Linked DNA regions of Homo sapiens: region 2 is linked to region 1. A link is a contact called in ENCODE Hi-C or POLR2A ChIA-PET data. All regions are on one chromosome and are shown on one strand. Each heading gives the region's core, a stretch centred on a gene start or an enhancer-like site at or near the end of the contact. The rest is flanking DNA. Distances are from core to core; before and after follow the strand shown. Region 1 holds the start of CDC42SE2 (CDC42 small effector 2). Region 2 overlaps CDC42SE2 (CDC42 small effector 2).

What was found. Hi-C counts contacts between places; a loop is a spot of excess contacts on that map. ChIA-PET counts read pairs that join two places held with the same protein, here RNA polymerase II (POLR2A). Pooled maps may share reads with other maps.
Region 2: a loop to region 1 is called in a map of CD8-positive, alpha-beta T cell, with 2.6 times the contacts of the local background. The contact joins the enhancer-like site here to the promoter of CDC42SE2 in region 1. A Hi-C loop is called at or near these places in 13 of 168 maps with a recorded cell type or tissue (B cell, CD4-positive, alpha-beta T cell, CD4-positive, alpha-beta memory T cell and 10 more), 2 of 37 single-sample maps with no recorded cell type and 4 of 50 pooled maps. POLR2A ChIA-PET finds 5 or more read pairs at or near these places in 36 of 52 experiments (A549, BJ, CD4-positive, alpha-beta T cell and 27 more).

The regions. Positions count from the first base shown.
Region 1 is chr5:131,262,459-131,265,532 of GRCh38, forward strand. It overlaps CDC42SE2 (CDC42 small effector 2), which reads left to right and starts at 1,595. Exons shown (of 5, transcript NM_001375635.1): 1 at 1,595-1,708. RefSeq lists enhancers at 879-928, 2,057-2,874 and silencers at 1,049-1,118, 1,129-1,178, 1,209-1,858.
Region 2 is chr5:131,311,338-131,314,411 of GRCh38, forward strand. All of the region lies in intron 1 of CDC42SE2 (CDC42 small effector 2), which reads left to right. Among named protein-coding and RNA genes, the nearest start is that of CDC42SE2, 49 kb to the left of the region's middle. RefSeq lists an enhancer at 444-1,252 and a silencer at 993-1,214. Within about 2 kb of position 1,499, at least 4 of the 41 ENCODE cell types and tissues checked have a DNase peak (open chromatin) inside an H3K27ac peak, as active enhancers do; they include CD4-positive, alpha-beta T cell, CD8-positive, alpha-beta T cell and HCT116, where a contact is called at or near this core.

The sequences.
Region 1 (3,074 bases), core at 345-2,844:
CAGGGAATTTTTAAATTTTTCATTTATTCTAGGGACTTGGGATACATCAGTTGAACAAAACAGACAAAAATCCCAGCTTCTACTAGGGAAGGCAGACACTAAAAGCTAAACATATCAGATAAATACAGGCATACCTCAGTATCCGAGGGGGATTGGCTCTAGGACCACGACCAGTACCAAAATCCTCTCAGGTCTCTAATATAAAATGATATAGTATTTGCACATAACCCACATATATCCTCCTGTATAAATTATCTATAGATTACTTATAATACAATGTAAGTGCTATGTAAATAGCTGTTATATTGTATTGGTTTTTATTTGTATTTTTAAATTGTTGTGTTTTTTTTCCCAAATATTTTCCATCTGTGGTTGGTTGAATCCAGAAACGCAGAAGCCATGGATGCGGAGGGCTGACTCTGAATTATAAAGATTGTTACAAGGTGGGAAGTGTCATGGGATGAAAGGAAAAATAGTAAGGTAGGAAAGATGGAGAATTTTTTTTTTTTTTGGAACACGTGTCACTCTGTCCAGCCCAAGCTGGAGTGCAGTGGCCTGATGATGGCTCACTGTAACGTAACTCCTGGCCTCAGCCTCCAGAGTACCTGGAACTATAGGTACACGCCAACACACCAGGGTAATTTTTTTTTTTTTTTTTTGTAGAGACAGGGTCTCGCTATGTTGCCCACTCTGTTCTATTTTGAAGGTACAACCAACAAGCTTTCTTGACAGATTGAAAGTGAAAATGAGAGTATGAGAGGAGTTATGGATGATATAAAGTTTTTGGCCTGAGTAACTAGAAATCCTCGCCATCAACCTAGAATGGGGAAGACCATACATTACTTACAGGTTCGAGAGCTTACTTCAGTGGCATTACGCTATCCTTTTGAACTTACGATAAAGTTTTGTAGGCATTTTGGTGGACTGCTGGCTGCTAGATAGGGCACTCATGTTTCTGATTTCTGAGATATGTAAAATACACACCCAAAGGAATCACAGAAGTCTAGTACATGTGTAATTTTCACGCATTTCAAACCAGGTGGTTTAGCCAGCCTTAAACCAGTTAATGACTGATTGAACGATTCTGACTTTTACATGAAAAAGCAGTGGTCAGAGGATGGGCTCTCAACCGCTACTGAGAGACCCCTCATCCCACAACCGCTCAGCACCCACCCACCCACCCTCGCCTGTGCGCGTCCACCGCCCCACAACGTGCGCAGACGTCGCTCCTCCGCACGGATGTCCGCGGCCCGGGCCGGGGTGGGAAGGGGCTCCCCCACGCTCCCGCCCAGGTTTGGTCGCCATCTTTCGGAGCGTCCTTTCCCGCGAGTGCTGCAGTCCCGGATCTCAGGCGTCCGTTAGCTACAGAGGCCAATTCCTAACCCGCGCGGCTCGAATCCCGGGGGTCCCATCGCCTGCCGGCCGATTCGCCCATGCCGGAGGTACGGCGGGGGCGGGGCCTGGCGGGGGGCGGGGCCAGCACTGCGGTCGCTGCAGCTGCGCAACGGCGCCCGCCCCTCCGGCCGCTCTAGGGGCGCGCGCCGCCTCTCGCTCCGCCCAACCCGCGCGCGAGCCTGGGCGGGGAGGGGGAGCCAGGAAGCTGCGAGCGCGCTGGGGAGCGCAGCTGCAGGCGTTGGGGCGGCAGGAGCCGCGGAGCCGGCGCTGAGAGGGGCTGCGGCCGGAGCGGGCGGCTGAGACAAAGGCGACGGTGAGTGCAATGCCAGCCCCAGTCGCGCGTCGGCCGCCACGCCTCGCCCTCTCGGTCCCTTGGGCGGGGTCCCGAAGCCCCGAACCCTCGTCCCTGAGGGCTCTGGGGTGAGCGCGGCCCGGCCTTGCCAGCCGCGCGCTGCGGGCTGTGGGCTGAGCCTGCGTCTTCCATTTCAGGTTTGGGCGAGGTCCTCATGCCCTAGGACCCTGCCTTTGGTTTTTCTTCTGTTTCCTCTGAGGAATGGTTACACGCTCAGTTCAGAATTCACGGCAGGCGGACAGCTGAGGCAGCCAACTGACCGCCTGATGTAAAATGGAAAGGCAGACCCCCCCCCTCCCCCCAACTTTTCACGTCTGGAAGTCGGGAGGGTGGTGCGAGGGGCGGGCGGGGAGGGCCCGGGGTCTCTAGGTGAGGGTTTCGGGGAGCAAAGACACCTGGCTCCGGAGCTCCGACTCTTCGCCTGAGGCGCCCGACGCGTTCAGTCCGCGGGTCCTGCCGCGGTTCGCCCCGGGCCCCGGGCTTGAAAGCCCTTGGCTACCTCGTCGCGGGAGCTGAGCTACTCTTACAGGTTGTTTTACCCAGTGCTTGCAGCTTTAAGTTGCGATTTTAGGCAACGGGTGTGGTAGGTAGCGGCTCCTTGATGCCGCATTAACAGCTGAAAAAGCGCCCCGATCCGCTGACTTCACTATGTGTAAGAAACAACATTGGGGATTCCTCTTTAGCTTGCAATTATTTTAAATGATAAGCTTTTTTAGGGGAATTTTGGGGGGTGATGTGCAGTTTACAAAATCTAAATGTTTCGTTGAAGGGCCTGGCTTATAGTACGTGCTCAGTAAAGTATTTGTTGAATGAATGAATCTTGAAATATCAGACAAAGCTTATCTCACATCTAGTAAAATTTAGGCACATACTCCTTGATTATGATTAAGGAAAGAATGTCGGCAAACAGTATGTATTTTTGATATACGTTTTTTAGTTTTTGTCCCACATAACATACTGTTGATGAACAGTCCGTTCTTACTCTCAATATTATGAACATAGAAAATATATATCAAATTTGGATTTTCTCTTTTGGTTTGAGAGAAGTTGGTATACATTTTCTGTTTCTTAAAAACAGGCCTTATTTCTAATCTTTAAAAATAATGGAGAAGATAAAGAGGGAGTGGGATTGTATTTTGAAACCCAGCTTTCTGTTTCATTATGAATAAAGGAGTTTATGTGTTTTTGAGAAGGGACTGTGGTATGGTCTTGCTGCTTTTTGAGCAAGGGAGAACTCTAAATTTAGGGGGGGAAAAGCTAATGTTGCACTAATATAATAAAATGTCACCATTTACTCAACAGATATTCATTAAGCACCTGTTTATGG
Region 2 (3,074 bases), core at 249-2,748, 49 kb after region 1:
GTGGGTAACCCGACTTTTCTCTCTGGCTGCCCTTAATATTTTTTCCTTGATTTCAACTTTGGTGAATCTGACAATTATGTGTCTTGGAGTTGCTCTTCTCAAGGAGTATCTTTGTGGCGTTCTCTGTATTTCCTGAATCTGAACGTTGGCCTGCCTTGCTAGATTGGGGAAGTTCTCCTGGATAATATCCTGCAGAGTGTTTTCCAACTTGGTTCCATTCTCCCCATCACTTTCAGGTATACCAATCAGACGTAGATTTGGTCTTTTCACATAGTCCCATATTTCTTGAAGACTTTGCTCGTTTCTTTTTATTCTTTTTTCTCTGAACTTCCCTTCTCACTTCATTTCATTCATCTCATCTTCCATCGCTGATACCCTTTCTTCCAGTTGATCACATCGGCTCCTGAGGCTTCTGCATTCTTCCCGTAGTTCTTGAGCTTTGGTTTTCAGCTCCATCAGCTCCTTTAAGCACTTCTCTGTATTGGTTATTCTAGTTATACATTCTTCTAAATTTTTTTTCAAAGTTTTCAACTTCTTTGCCTTTGGTTTGAATGTCCTCCAGTAGCTCAGAGTAATTTGATCGTCTGAAGCCTTCTTCACTCAGCTCGTCAAAGTCATTCCCTGTCCAGCTTTGTTCTGTTGCTGGTGAGGAACTGCATTCCTTTGGAGGAGGAGAGGCGCTCTGCTTTTTAGAGTTTCCAGTTTTTCCGTTCTGTTTTTTCCCCATCTTTGTGGTTTTATCTACTTTTGGTCTTTGATGATGGTGATGTACAGATGGGTTTTTGGTGTGGATGTCCTTTTTGTTTGTTAGTTTTCCTTCTAACAGACAGGACCCTCAGCTGCCGGTCTGTTGGAGTACCTTGCTGTGTGAGGTGTCAGTGTGCCCCTGCTGGGGGGTGCCTCCCAGTTAGGCTTCTCGGGGGTTAGGGGTCAGGGACCCACTTGAGGAGGCAGTCTGCCCGTTCTCAGGTCTCCAGCTGCGTGCTGGGAGTGCCAGTGCTCTCTTCAAAGCTGTCAGACAGGGACATTTAAGTCTGCAGAGGTTACTGCTTTTTGTTTGTCTGTGCCCTGCCCCAAGAGGTGGAGCCTACAGAGGCAGGCAGGCCTCCTTGAGCTGTGGTGGGCTCCACCCAGTTTGAGCTTCCAGGCTGCTTTGTTTACCTAAGCAAGCCTGGGCAATGGTGGGTGCCCCTCCCCCAGCCTGGCTGCTGCCTTGCAGTTTGATCTCAGTCTGCTGTGCTAGCAATCAGCGATACTCCGTGGGCGTAGGACCCTCCGAGCCAGGCGCGGGATATAATCTCGTGGTGCGCTGTTTTTTAAGCCCCTCGGAAAAGCACAGTATTTGGGTGGGAGTGACCCGATTTTCCAGGTGCCGTCCGTCACCCCTTTCTTTGACTAGGAAAGGGAACTCCCTGACCCCTTGCACTTCCCGAGTGAGGCAATGCCTCGCCCTACTTTGGCTTGCAAACGGTGTGCGCACCCACTGACCTGCGCCCACGATCTGGCTCTCCCTAGTGAGATGAACCCAGTACCTCAGATGGAAATGCAGAAATCACCCGTCTTCTGTGTCGCTCACGCTGGGATCTGTAGACGGGAGCTGTTCCTATTCGGCCATCTTGGCTCCTCCTCCCTTTTCTTTTTCTTTTCTTTTCTTTTTTTTTTTTAGACGGAGTCTTGCTCTGTCACCCAGGCTGTAGTGCAGTGGCGTGATCTTGGCTCACTGAAAGCTCTGCCTCCCGGGTTCACACCATTCTGCTGCCTCAGCCTCCCTTGTAGCTGGGACTACAGGTGCCTGCCACGACGCCCGGCTGATTTTTTGTATTTTTAGTGGAGGCGGGGTTTTGCCATGTTAGCCAGGATGGTCTCCATCTCCTGACCTCGTGATCTGCCTGCCTCGGCCTCCCAAAGTGCTGGGATTACAGGCATGAGCCACCGCGCCTGGCCCCTCTCTTCTTCCTTTTCTGTTTGGATGCCTTTTATTTCTGAGGCTTATCTTTCATTCTGTTAACAGTGTCTTGCAAATAGCAGAAATTAGTATTTGAATGAAATTATTACTTTGTCTTTTTTAAGTGGATTGTGCTTTTGTGTTTTAGTTTACTAATCTTTGCCCAAGATAAGGCCACAAAGATTTTATGGAAGTTTTATGGTTTTACCTTTAGGTCTGTGATTGATTTTGAGTTAATTTTGGCATGCGGTATGAATATTCAGTTGTTCCAGCTTCATTTGTTGAGAAAGCTATCCTTTCTCTGCTGGATTGCCTTTGTACCCTTATGGAAAATAAGTTGACTACATGTGTGTAGTTGTATTTCTGGACTCTCAGTTTTGTTTTATTGACCTGTTAAGTCTCTCTGCCTACTAGTACAGTGTTTTTGTAGCTTTATAATAAACCTTGAATTCTGGTTGTATAAGGCTTCCAAAATTTTTGCCCTTTTTAAAAGCCGTTTTGATTGATCTAGCTCTTTGCCATTTCCATATGATTTTATTTAATTAATTTATTTTATTTATTTTGAGGCAGAGTCTCACTCTGTCACCCTGGCCGTAGTGCAGTGGCATGATCTTGGCTCACTGCAACCTCTGTCTCCTGGGTTCAAGCGATCCTCCTGCCTCGGCCTTCCGAGTAGCTGGGATTACAGGTGTGCACCACCATGCCCGACTAAACTGTAGGATTTTAGAATAAACATGCCAGTTTATTCTACAAAAAGGTCAGCTGGGATTCTTATTAGAATTGTGTTGACTATATTGATCAAATTGGGGAGAATTGACATGTTAACATCATTGACTTCATTGATCTATGAACATAATATTATTCTCTATTTGTTTTTGCACATAATTTGATAATTTCTTCATAATTCATACTTTTACACTACAAATGAAATTATTTTTTAAATGATTGTCCTTTTTTTTTTTTTTTGGAGACAGGATCTGGCTCTGTTGCCGGGGTTGGAGTTCAGTGGCACAATCATAGCTCACTGTAACCTCGAACTCTTGGGCTCAAGTAATCCTCCCACCACAGCCTCCTGAGTAGCTAGGACTACAGGCATGCTCCACCATGCCTGGTTAACTTAAAACATTTT